Regions from separate parts of the Homo sapiens genome. Here region 2 is linked to region 1. Evidence: read pairs that join two places in POLR2A ChIA-PET (ENCODE). Cell type or tissue: PC-9. All regions are shown on one strand. Links, peaks and the distances in the headings refer to the core of each region. The heading gives the core; the rest is flanking DNA.

Region 1 (6,132 bases), core at 825-5,824:
GGTCCTTTTTGCTAAAAGAGACTCAGCCAGTTGCTTTGTCAGGACAAGAGGGAAGGAGAGTAGGGATGGGCTAGTAAAGACAAACTTCACACTGACTGTGAAACTCAGACTCATCCTTGTCTAGTCCACTGTGGCTAAACGAACACTGCACCCCCTCCCTGTTTCCTACAGGCCATCACAATGGCCATAGGGTCCAGCCACAGCTCACCTCATGAGTTCCATGAGAGAAGTTCAGACGAGCCACATTCATTCCAGACTTAATCATCTCCTTCAACGTCTCCACTGATCGGGAAGCTGGGCCTATTAGGAAAAGTTTTAAAGCCACAAGTATTAATTATTCAAAGAAGGAAAAACATTTAAGTTTGCTTAAGTTTAAAGAATTTTTTTCCCTGAAAACTTTTCCTCTCCCAAATAGCTCAAAAGTCTTTAAAAAGTGCATGGAAGGCTACTACCGTGCCAGCTTACTTTCTTGATCTACTGGGACACTTCGACCATTTCCTTCAAGTTCTGCAGGCTCCCACTGTATCAGAAAAGCCTAGGTTAAGACTTGGCCAGCCTTCTCCACCCTCACTGAAACCCAGCCAGATGTCCAACCACAGAATCTTGGTAGCACAGAACATGTTAGAAAGATCTTTCCTAGGTCTTTAAGTTGCTCCTACAAAGACCTGCTAAGGAAAACATCTTCTAAATTTTGCCTATAGCATAAAACCTAAACCATATGGATTCTTTTTGCAACAAATTATTTTTTATTATAAACTGGTAATTTATAATTTGGGTTACAAAGTTATGTAATCCAATACATACAGTTTGGATACAATGTGGAATAATTAAATCAGGTTAGTTAACATATCCATGACTTCAAATACTTAACATTTTTGTGGTGAGAACATTTGAAATTTACTCTTAGCGATGTTTTTTTCTTTTTTCTTCCTTTTTTTTTTGAGGCAGAGTTTCGTTCTTGTTGCCAAGGCTGGAGTGCAATGGTCAGATCTCAGCTCACTGCAACCTCCGCCTCCCAGGTTCAAGCAATTCTCCTGCCTCAGCCTCCCAAGTAGCTGGGATTATAGGTACCCGCCACCACCCCCGGCTAATTTTTTTGTATTTTTAGTAGAGATGGGATTTCACCATGTTGGCCAGGCTGGTCTCGAACTCCTGACCTCAGGTGATCCACCTGCCTCAGCCTCCCGAAGTGCTGGATTACAGGCATGTGCCACTGCGCCCGGACAATTTTTTTTTCTTAAGACAGGATCTCGCTCTGTTGCCTAGACTGGAGTGCAGTGGTGTGATCATGGCTCACTGCAACTTCAATCTCCTGGACTCAAGTGATCTTTGTCTCAGCCTCCCATGTAGCCAGAACTACAGGTGCATGCCACCATGCCCAGCTAATTTTTTTTTTTTTTTTTTCACTTTTTGGAGAGACAGGGTCTAAGTTGCTCAGGCTGGTCTCAAATTTCGAGGCTCAGGCAATCCTCCCACGTTGGCCTCCCAAAGTGCTGGGAGCCACCATACCTCGCCATCTTAGCAATTTTGAAATGTCTAATACTCTCTTATTAACTGTATTTGCCATCCTATGCACATACTAATTCTTTACTGCAACTTCCTATGACCTGAGTCCTTTCATAAGAATCTGTGTAGTATCCCATGTAGCACCTAGGTTTGTTAGGACATTTAGTTACTCTTTTCAGGAGAGAAAGGTCACTGCCCATGAAGCCCTTTTTTGGGGGAAGGGGCACACCCACTCACCAATGGTACAGATGATGCCAGTGTTCCGGGCTGTGATGGGTGGTGAATCAATGTCCAGGCGGCACATGTGCTCCAGGAATGTGTCAGCCATGGCTGCGTGCAGCTGCTGGGTCTGAATGAAGGCAGTCCCGGCTTCACTATGGGGCTTCGACATGGCTGCTGAGGTCCTGGGTCGAGACAAATTGAAAGAGAGTGGTAAGACTGAGAAGTGGTTAATATACCATTTAGCACAGAAGGCTGTCTCCTGCTTACACATTAACTCAATAAGCACGCTTTGTACACAAGCCACAGGGAAGCCAGACATGATCTGGTTATGTGGGTGCTCCTCATGTTAGAAAAAGGGTTCACCAGATTGTGAACAATGGAAAGGACCTTACTGAACAAGTTAAAACCTCCCACCCACTCCACATAGTCCCAAGCACCCACAGTAAGCAGGTCTCTCTTACACTGGGCTGACTGACATCTACCTAGACAGCTTTCTCACCACCCTATCTATAAATAACATCATTTAACATGCACTGAAGGAGCTTCCAATGAAGGAAGTTGTAACCAATCTTCCAGTGATACAAACAACTGACTCCTAGCTTAGTGCCTTGATAAGCCTAGATCTCTGCATGTCAAGCTGTCACAAAGCTACAAATAGCTGCTTTGTCGTGGGGCACCCATATTGCCTCTTTACAATCCTCACCCAAACCCAAAGTCATTCCCCTGAATGCAAAAGCTTCCATCCCAGGAGTCTAAACCTAAAACCACATCTACTGTTGGCCAGAAGGATGTCAGGACACGCAAAGCAATTTGCAATTTGCAAAGCAAGGATAACATAAGGGCACTGGTATAATTCTGAAATTATCACAACTACATTAACAGGATAGTTGCAAACATAGAGAAATTAAAGTTGCTGGTCAAATCTTTTCCCCAAATGATTTTTGATACACATCCTGATTTCTTTTCTAAGCCTGACAAGTATACCACCACTCTGTAACACAGACCATCAGTTCCAGGTAATTAACTAGCCCAGGTCACAACCCTGACAATGGCCCCAACCTTTGCTTTCTTCATTAATGACTTACAACTAAACTCACTCAGCCTGTTAGTTAGCTGATTAGAGACAAAAACTCAGGAGAAGCTTCCAGGCAGTGTTTGAATAACTATCAGGTAAGGATGTGAACCAGACCAGGCAGTGTTTGAAGAACTATCAGGTAAGGATGTGAACCAGAAGCTTGCTACACGTCTCATCAGAAAGCTGTTTCCTTGAGTTCTCAGACCAAGGGCTACTCTTTCTAAAACGCTTGAGCCTAAATGCTTCGGCCAAGCAAGGCTCAGGAACAAGCTCCTCTTTAGCCCTTCCCCACCTCATCCTAAATCTCAAAGTTCCAAATCAAGGCATCTCACACATATGACCCTTACTCCTTTACCCTGTTCCATCTCTGACTTTGTGGGCTCTCTGGGTGGCTCGAGTAGAGTATACATCTAAATCCATCTCTGCCATCTCCAAAGAAGGCCCGCTGAGGTCCAAGGAGCTCTGAAGGCAGTAGTGAACAGTCTGTTGGCTATGGAAAACTGATGGCCACAAGTCCTCAACCACAGATTCTAAAACTTTTAAAATGGGGAAATAAGATACCGGCTAACGGTTCAACATGGCAAATGCACTCTTCATTTCGATGTGTATTTCCTAAGCCCCTAATATCTACTACGTACCAAAATGAAAAAATCAATCCTCCCTTCCAGGACCTATATGGTTTTGTATCTCCTAGCACCTAGTATGTGGAAGCATTCCAGTGTTTGTTAAATGACCTTTCAGTCTCTCTGAATGCCTCTTTGTCAGAATCAAAGTTATGCCTCTGCTCCCCCTTCCCTAAATCTGAGGAACTTCTGCATTACTGACAGGAAAGCCTGGGGCCCCTGGTCCCTTTCCCTACACTCATGGTTGAGGGAGGGCTCGCATACCTTCAGAGCTCCCAGCTGGGCTTAGGGAAGTCTGGCTGTTAAGGGAACATTACTGAGAGATGGCACATCAGGCCAACTGGAACACAAAGGCTTTGCTGTGGCCTCCAATGGGCCTACAATCTAGGGACTGTATTGTGAACAAAATAAGATCTGAATAAGTGGGTTGGAGTAACTAATTCCACTCTTTTTAAAAACCATCAGCTGGCTCTTCTTAGACCTGAGATATGAGGGTCTTCCTGTAAAGACCTGGCTGGGGCCACTGAATATCAGGTCATACCTTTGGTTCTCTGGGGTTGGGCTTCCGGTGACATAATGCTCCCCTTTTGGCTCAGGGTGGCTCCTTGGCCTCACTAGCAAAGACCGCTCAGAGCTGAATACGGTGTGCCCTGGAGAGCTGCACAAGGATTAAGGAAAAAGCTGAGTGTAACTAAAGCTCTTTGGGGTAATGGAAAAATTACCTTAATAACCAGGTATCCAGGTGACAGCTGCTCTAGAGATTCCACTGTTATGTCTCTTTAAACCTGTGATTTACTAACATTCCACTATTCTATACAAGAACCTGGTCCCTCCCCTTTTGGGAGCGGGGAAGGGACACCAAATTAAACATACCTAAAAGACCTGGGAGGATATATACTGAAATTTTAATAGGACGTCATTGGGGTGGTAGGATTACAGAAAAAAAAAAATCCTCTTTATTAACAAATTTACTGATATAAATATAAAAATACTTTTATAGTAAGAAATTATGTGTACCTCTTTTGGAAATATTTATATGCATCCTATAAAATTGTTGGGAGGAAGTAAATGAAATGTGAAGACACCAATTCCATTAATCAATTGCTGCTCTATGCACTTCAAGAATAATCTGCTTTTAAAAGGTGGCAGAGAAAAGACGCATGTCTCAAGTTCTGTACACTGGGTTGTGATTAAAAAAAAAAAACGATACAAGTCTTAGGCCCTACATCACAAATGTACTGCAGAACAGTTTCAACGGCTTAAGAAGGTCAACCTTAATACATTCAGAACCTCAAAGCAAAAAAAAAAAAAAAAAAGTCCACAGGATAATCCCATGCCTCAAACCTGTTAGTTACATGCCCAAATCCAGCAAACTAGTTTGTTCTCAAGCTTTACAGTAAAAGCTTTTGACAATGTTCTGGTACAGAAGGGCTGCCTCCAAGTCCACGAGATGCCATTAGCAGATAAAATTATATTGGCCTCAAACACAAACCCTATTTCAACTATCTCAAATTAAATCTGATGCCTATAAGCTCTAATTTTTTGCCAATAAGTACAAAAATGACAAATGAAAATTTCTATAGTGGATTTACGCATTAGCAGTCAAAAAAAGCTTGCTTGTCAGCAAGTTCATCCAGACTCCAGATCTCATGTGTCCTTCATGCTCTCTACCCAGCCAGAGACCTCATATCTCATGCCCAGGTCTTTCCTCAGGCTCTGACCTGAAGCCTCCCTTGCAGGGAGGGCCAGAGCTCTCCTGCCTTCTCCAAAATCCTCCACAAGCCTCTTCCCAGCACAAACTGCCCATCCCACCAACCACGTACCTAGAGTTGTATGTAAAACACTCACTGGACTCCCCTGGCTCCAGGAGAGCAGCCCAGCCTTGGTTTCTCAGGGCGGACTTCTGGGAAAGACTCCTCTCCCTCATGCCAGCTGCCTGGACAGTGCCTGCCAGGACATGTGGCCCCACCCATGCCAGTCTGACTCACTATTGCATCCTCCTCCTAGGAAGGCACAGACATGCAGAGCCAACCTCCAGCCAGCAGTGGAAGCCTGGCGTATCCACTGATAGCAGCACACACCATGCCCAGGTCCAGGAGCCTTATTCTTGAGCCCGAGCCCCTGCAGTAAGATCTTCCTCAGAGCCATGTCTCCTCTGTGAGAAAGGAGACACCATCTCTAAGAGGCCTTAGTCTGGAGTGACAGGTTGGAACAGGCACAATCACAGCTCAGCTCCAAGTGCCCTATTCTCCCTTTCCTTTCTCATCTCAGACAGCTCCTGGCTTTTTATATTAGTTTCCTTTGTGTCAGACACAATTTTTTGGCCATTCTTCAGAAACCAGGAGACAAAAATCATAAAAAATACCCAACACTCCTCCCTCCAACTTTTTTTTTTTCTTTTTTTTTTTTTTCAGACAGGGTTTCACTCTGTCACCCAGGCTGGAGTGCAGTGGTGTGATTATATTATATTATAGCTCACTGCACCCTCAAACGATCCTCCAGCCTCAGCATCCCAAGTAGCTGGGACTACAGGCACGAACCACACCCAACTCCCATGCTCCACTTCTTAGGGCCAGGACTGTTGTTGGGTTGTGCTGGGAAAGATTCACGCTTCACTCCACCAATTCTTCCACAAAGGACCAAATCATTCTGCCCTAATAAAATAGCCTGGCCCGTGAGTCTGCATCTGCCTAAGTCATTTTTCCT
Region 2 (6,132 bases), core at 573-5,572, 320 kb after region 1:
GAAATGGAATCCTGGCTTTACTCCTTATTACGCAAAAATAAATCAACAGTTTTAATGGAAACAATTTAAAGGTGAGATCTAAATCATTAATGAATTTCCATTAAAAAATCTTTGGGTATAGAGGTCTTTTAAAGTGTGATATGAACTGCAGAAATCACAGTGGAGTAGCACGATAAATGTGCCTACATAAAAATTTTAAAGTGGTAATTAAACACTATTAAAGAAGGTTGAAAGACAAGAAAGAAATGAAAGAAAGCAACCCATGAAACAAAGATTTACTCTTCCTCTTTGCATACTGAACTTAATAGGGAATAAGATCACCACAGAAAAATGTGTTCACCTTCACTAATAAATAAATAAATACAAGTTAAGTCTAGGTATTTTTCCCTATCTGATGGGCTAAGATTTTAATCTAGGATTATTTATATGTGGCACATTTAAATGTCCTTCAGAATAACATTGGTTGGATATATTATAGTAAATAACTACAGTGGAATATTGTGCAAAAATGAAAAATGTAGACATTTAAAGACAAAGGTGTCTGTTAGATATTGTCTAGTGAAAAAAGCAGGTTATAAATCTGGACTAGGGTGTTACTTATATGAAATTAGGGACACATGTCTGTGTGGCTGTATACTCATAGAATGCTGTCTAGAATGTTAACCAAAGTATGAGAGTCATTAGTTCCCTGTTGTCAAATTTTGGATGACAGAAGTTTGTCTTGTCTTGGGAGCATGAATATTTTTATAAAACAAGGTGTTTAGCTGGTTTATGAATTGATATTTAGTGTTAATCTCTTATGCTTTCAGTTTTTCAGGTAAAACTTGGTATTTTATATTATCTTTTTTTTTTTTTTTAAATTTGAGACAGTCTCGCTCTGTCACCCAGGCTAGAGTGCAGTGCAGTGGCACCATCTTGGCTCACTGCAACCTTGCCTCCTGGATTCAAGCGGTTCTCATGCCTCACCCTCCTGAGTAGCTGGGATTAGAGGCACCTGCCACCGCGCCCAGCTAATTTTTTTGTATTTTTAGTAGAGATGGGGTTTCACCATGTTGGCCAGGCTGGTTTTGAACTACTGACCTCAAGTGATCCACCCACCTCAGCATCCCAAAGTGCTGGGATTGCAGGTGTGAGCCACCGCGGCGCCTGTAATCCCAGCTACTCGGGAGGCTGAGGCAGTAGAATCGCTTGAACCTGGGCGGCAAAGGTTGCAGGGAGCCGAGATGGCGCCACTGCACTCCAGTCTGGGCGACAGAGTGAGACTGTCTCAAAATTGTAGGAAAGCATTTGATTTTCTGCTTTAAATATATTCTGATTATCTGAATCATCAGAGACATTAATTTTCTATTTGTATGAGTTCCTGACAACTTTTAACTTTCTGATAATCCTCCTTTTTATAATGTGTTGGCATTTCGATTGATAATATGATTATTTCATTGAACTATGCTGTAGTCAAAGTATTTATAAAAAAGATATTTATTTATTAGTCTTAGGAGAAGTGATATGGTTTGTTCTCATTTGAATGATTTTTCTGGAGGTACAGTAAGATATAGTAGCCTTTGACACAAAGCCTAAACAAGACCTTAATTAAAAATATTGGAAATTTCTTTTGAGTATTGATTACTTTTAAAATTGAAAATCTCCTGTTTGTATATAAAGAGCATTATAGTTACTGTAATCTGGGCTTTACAACCCAAAAAGTAATTGACCAGATTGCACATTAATATTTTTGCTGGTTATATTGGTTTTACAGATTGAAAAGTTTTTTTTTTTTTAATATCTATTGCTTTTCCCTTTTGAATAGTAAGCTGTTTCAGGAGGCCAGGGAACATGTCTCATCTGAATTAATTGGAAACATTGTGCTAAGTATTTACTGTTATCTTAACCACCTCAACCCACCTTAAGGTCTGCTCTACTATCTTCTGTCCAGAGGTTTGCTATTTAGTTAAAACTCTAGGTAGTACTTGGCATATATATACTCTTGATGTCTTAGATATGGAACTACTCTATATTTAGATACATATTTTATGAAAAGCTAATATGTAATTTATTTTATATAAAATGTTTGAAGATACACTTCTTTGTTTTATTCCTCCTCCTTTCTCAGTAAATTAAAAATATTTCAAAATAATGTTTAGAAAGCAAGTCTATTATGTAAAATGAGACACGTAATAATTATATTTTTAAGATGATTTGTGCAGTAAGATAAATGCTTTACTGAAGCTAATATGTTTAAATTGCTTTAACTAAAATTATTAATAAAATGAATTCATTTGTATAAAATACAGCCTACCCATGTAAAATATTACTCTTCATAGGTACCCCAGCAACAGCACAACTTTAATCCTTAAGTTTTAGTTGCAGTACTGTTAAAATACTAATAGCTTAATTTCCCAAGATTCAGTTATTTAAAACCAAAGTTTAGGGGGAAAAAGGCAGCAAAACTCAGTCTACTAGTTTACATACATACACACACACACACACACACTCATATATATGAGAGTAGACTGAATTTTTGCTGTTTGCAATATATATATATATGCACATGTATACACACACCTTTATTTGCTATAATTTGTACCATGTAGCTTTTATTTCCTCTGAATAAAAAGGTTGTTATCTTGTTTTATTTTAATTCAACTTCTTGCTTTTCCCTATAGAAAGTCAGGTTTTTGGAGAGCTCTAACAGTGTGCAAGTTGCTGGGCTCTTATCCTTTCTGTTTAAATAATGCAGGTACTTTGATGGAAACCTGGAGAAGCTCTTTGCTGAGTGTCATGTAATTAATCCAAGTAAAAAGTCTCGAACACGCCAGATGAATACAAGGTCATCAGCACAGGATATGCCTTGTCAGATCTGCTACTTGAACTACCCTAACTCGGTGAGTATCTGGTAGTTTAAGGCTAGTGCTGACTTTGTATTTCAGAGGGTAAATCAACTTCCATTATTTAAACAAAGGAAAATTTGTGGGTCTGGGAGTAGTAACCTCTAAGCCATAACCTATCAATGTATTCAGTGTGAGGAAAGGAAGAAAAAGAGTAAAAGCTTGGTTCCTCTTACCTCCAACCCCCATTTGTTTTTTAAAGCAGCAACAACTTGTCCAAGTTGTCATTTATAGACCTAAATCTTTCTGGAGTTTATTCTATCACCATGGGAGAATTGTGTAATAGTAGGCAGTAAGTAGAATTCTTTCTCATCCAAATTAAAATAGATTTAAACTTTAAGTGTTTTTTAAATATCCAGAAACACTCATAAAATACCGTTAATACTATTTGCTAGGGAACTCTCAGAATTCTTCAGAAGATAAGATTTTCACTTAATCAAATCCATTCAAATGGAGATTGTTAAATATGGTATGTGGGGACAGAGTTGGAGCAGAACCAGTGATATAGCAAGAGAACCAAAGAACTGATGTTAATCCCTTAAGTACAAATAACCTTCCTAAAAATTTATTGAACTGAAGCTGGACTCAGTGGCTCATGCCTATAATCCCAGCACTTGGGGAAGCCAAGGTGGGCAGATCACTTGAGGCCAGGAGTTTGAGGCCAGCCTGGCCAACATGGCGGAAACCTGTCTCAACTAAAAATACAAAAAAATTATCCTGGCATGATGGTGCATGTCTATAATCCCAGCTACTTGGGAGGCTGAGGCATGAGAATTGCTTGAGCCTGGAAGGCAGAGGTTACAGTGAGCTGACATCATGCCACTGTATTCCAGCCTGGGCGACAGAGTGAGACTCCGTCTCAAAATATAAAATAGAATTTACTGAACTGAGATGATTTACTTACTTGATTTACTTGAGTGTTTACTAAGGAAGTTTAGTCTTAAGATGTCTAAGATAACTTAATTCTATGATAATTACAACTGTCTTGTTCATATTCTCTGCTTTAATAGTTAAGCATCTCTTTCTAATAATTACTATATAACAAGTCTTTGACACTGTTATTTTAACAATTATTTGGTTGATGGGGGTCTCACTATGCTACCCAGGCTGGAGTGTTATGGCTATTCACAGGCACAGTCAGTGTACTACAGCCTTCATCAGACTCTTGGGCTCAAGTGATCCTTTTCCCTCAGCCTCCCAAGTAGCTGGAACTACAGACGTGCACCATCAAGCCTGGCTAATATTATATTTATATTGAAGGATTTTTATTGTTTATCTTAGAGTTGTATATGTGTATCTCTAATGGGGTCCATTTGTGGGGAGTTAACTTGTTCACATGTACAAGTGATGAGAAAAGTTTTAAAAGAAAATAAAGTACTCTTAGAGAAATAGAATGATCAGTGAGTTATTTAGTAGGTAAAGTGGTGAACTGAATTTTCAAATTCTCAAGTTCTGATCGTAACTCTAACGTGAAATTTTTGGCTTTAGCGGGAGGTAAGCCATTTAATGTCACTGGGTTTTTCTTTTTTCTTTCTTTCTTTTGAGACGGCCTTGCTCTGTTGTCTAGGCTGGAGTGCAGTGATGTGATCACTGCAGCCTCAAACTCCTGGGCTCAAGCGATCCTCCCACCTCAGCCTCCCAAGTAGCTGGGACCACAGGCGCATGCCACCATGTCTGGCTGATTTTTCTGTGTGTGTGTGTGTGTGTTTTGTTTGTTTTGTTTTGTTTGTTTGTTTTTTTTGTAGAGACGGGGTTTCACCTGTGTGTGTGTGTTTTGTTTGTTTGTTTGTTTTGGTTTTTTTGTAGAGACGGGGTTTCACCATGTTGCCCAGGCTGGTCTGGAACTTGTCTGAGCTCAAGCAGTCTGCCCACCTGGCCTCTGAAAGTGCTGGCATTATAGGTGTGAGCCACCACGCTCCTCCAGTTTTGGTTTCTTCTCCTTTTCTTTTCTTTTCTTTTTTTTTGGAGGGGGGGGGGTGGGACGGAGTCTTGCTCTGTCGCCCAGGCTGGAGTGCAGTGGTGCGATCTCGGCTCACTGCAAGCTCCGCCTCCCAGGTTCATGCCATTCGCCTGCCTCAGCCTCCCGAGTAGCTGGGACTACAGGCGTCTGCCATCACGCCTGGCTGATTTTTTGTGTTTTTAGTAGAGACGGGGTTTCACCATGTTAGCCAGGATGGTCTCGATCTCCTGACCTCATGATCTGCCCGCCTCAGCATGCCAAAGTGCTGGGATTACAGGCGTGAGCCACCGCGCCTGGCCTCTTTCCTTTTCTCTTTTTTTTTTGACACGAGTTTTGCTCTTGTTGCCCAGACTGGAGTGCAATGGCACAGTCTTGGCTCACTGCAGCCTGCGCCTCCTGGGTTCAAGTGATTCTCCTGCCTCAGCCTCCCGAGTAGCTGGGACTACAAGCGCCGGCCACCACACCCGGCTAATTTTTGTATTTTTAGTAGAGACGGGGTTTCACCATATTGGCCAGGCTGGTCTTGAACTCCTGACCTCAGGTGATCCACCCACCTTGGCCTCCCATAGTGCTGGGATTACAGGTGTGCACCACCGCACCCAACAGTTTCTTTTTTCTTTCTGATGAGTTGAATAAGATACTCTTTCAATTTTCTTCCAACCTGAGTATTGTATCATTTCTCTTACCTTAAATCACAATTCTAATTTGAATATTTTTTAAAAAGTACTACTGTTACAATATATTAATATTTTGACTATTTTATTGTCTTTAACAGATTCTCCTTGCCAGTTGACATTTATATAGTGCTTACAGTTAAATGTTTCTGTGAGGTAATACTAAGACCCAGGTTTTACAAGGTTTCCTTACTTCTTGGCGTTTTTCCTCCTGCCCTATCATAGACAGTTCCTTCTTAACTTAAATCTTAACTCTGATTTGAGTACTGAAGCTTGGCTGCTTCCAAATATCCACTATAACTTTCTCGCTGTTCTTAATATGGTCTAACAATCTCAACAAACTAGAATTCAAAATCATGACTTGAGATTTACAGTGTAAATTTTTGTTTTGTACTTGTAACTGATGATGGAGAAACCTATTCATTGAACACACTAGGCACTATTCTAAGAAACAATGGAGAATAAATACATAATTCCTAACCAGATAATTTGCAGGTTAGTTGGGTAGATAAGTAGTAAGGTGACATATTCAGAAAGAGTGGTAAGTGCTTTGGTAGGGCAAATATAAGATACGATACTGTGGGAACGTGTTGGAGGGATACCTAACCCAGTTTTT

What was found. Peaks named below come from ENCODE experiments on the same cell type or tissue, not always from the same donor. Only the 100,000 strongest peaks of a DNase experiment are listed, where the experiment ranks them.
Region 2: POLR2A ChIA-PET joins it to region 1 with 5 read pairs; 2 of 35 experiments call an interaction of 5 or more read pairs at or near these places.

Annotation. Positions count from the first base shown.
Region 1 is chr15:72,217,201-72,223,332 of GRCh38, forward strand. It overlaps PKM (pyruvate kinase M1/2), which reads right to left. Exons shown (of 11, transcript NM_002654.6): 2 at 1,744-1,910; 3 at 209-300. The coding sequence starts at 1,897. Among named protein-coding and RNA genes, the nearest start is that of PKM, 11 kb to the right of the region's middle. In PC-9, for the core only: no CTCF peak of the experiment used is centred there; no DNase peak of the experiment used is centred there; H3K27ac peaks cover 2,275 bases.
Region 2 is chr15:72,542,086-72,548,217 of GRCh38, forward strand. It overlaps ARIH1 (ariadne RBR E3 ubiquitin protein ligase 1), which reads left to right. Exons shown (of 14, transcript NM_005744.5): 3 at 2,735-2,879. Among named protein-coding and RNA genes, the nearest start is that of MIR630, 42 kb to the right of the region's middle. In PC-9, for the core only: no CTCF peak of the experiment used is centred there; no DNase peak of the experiment used is centred there.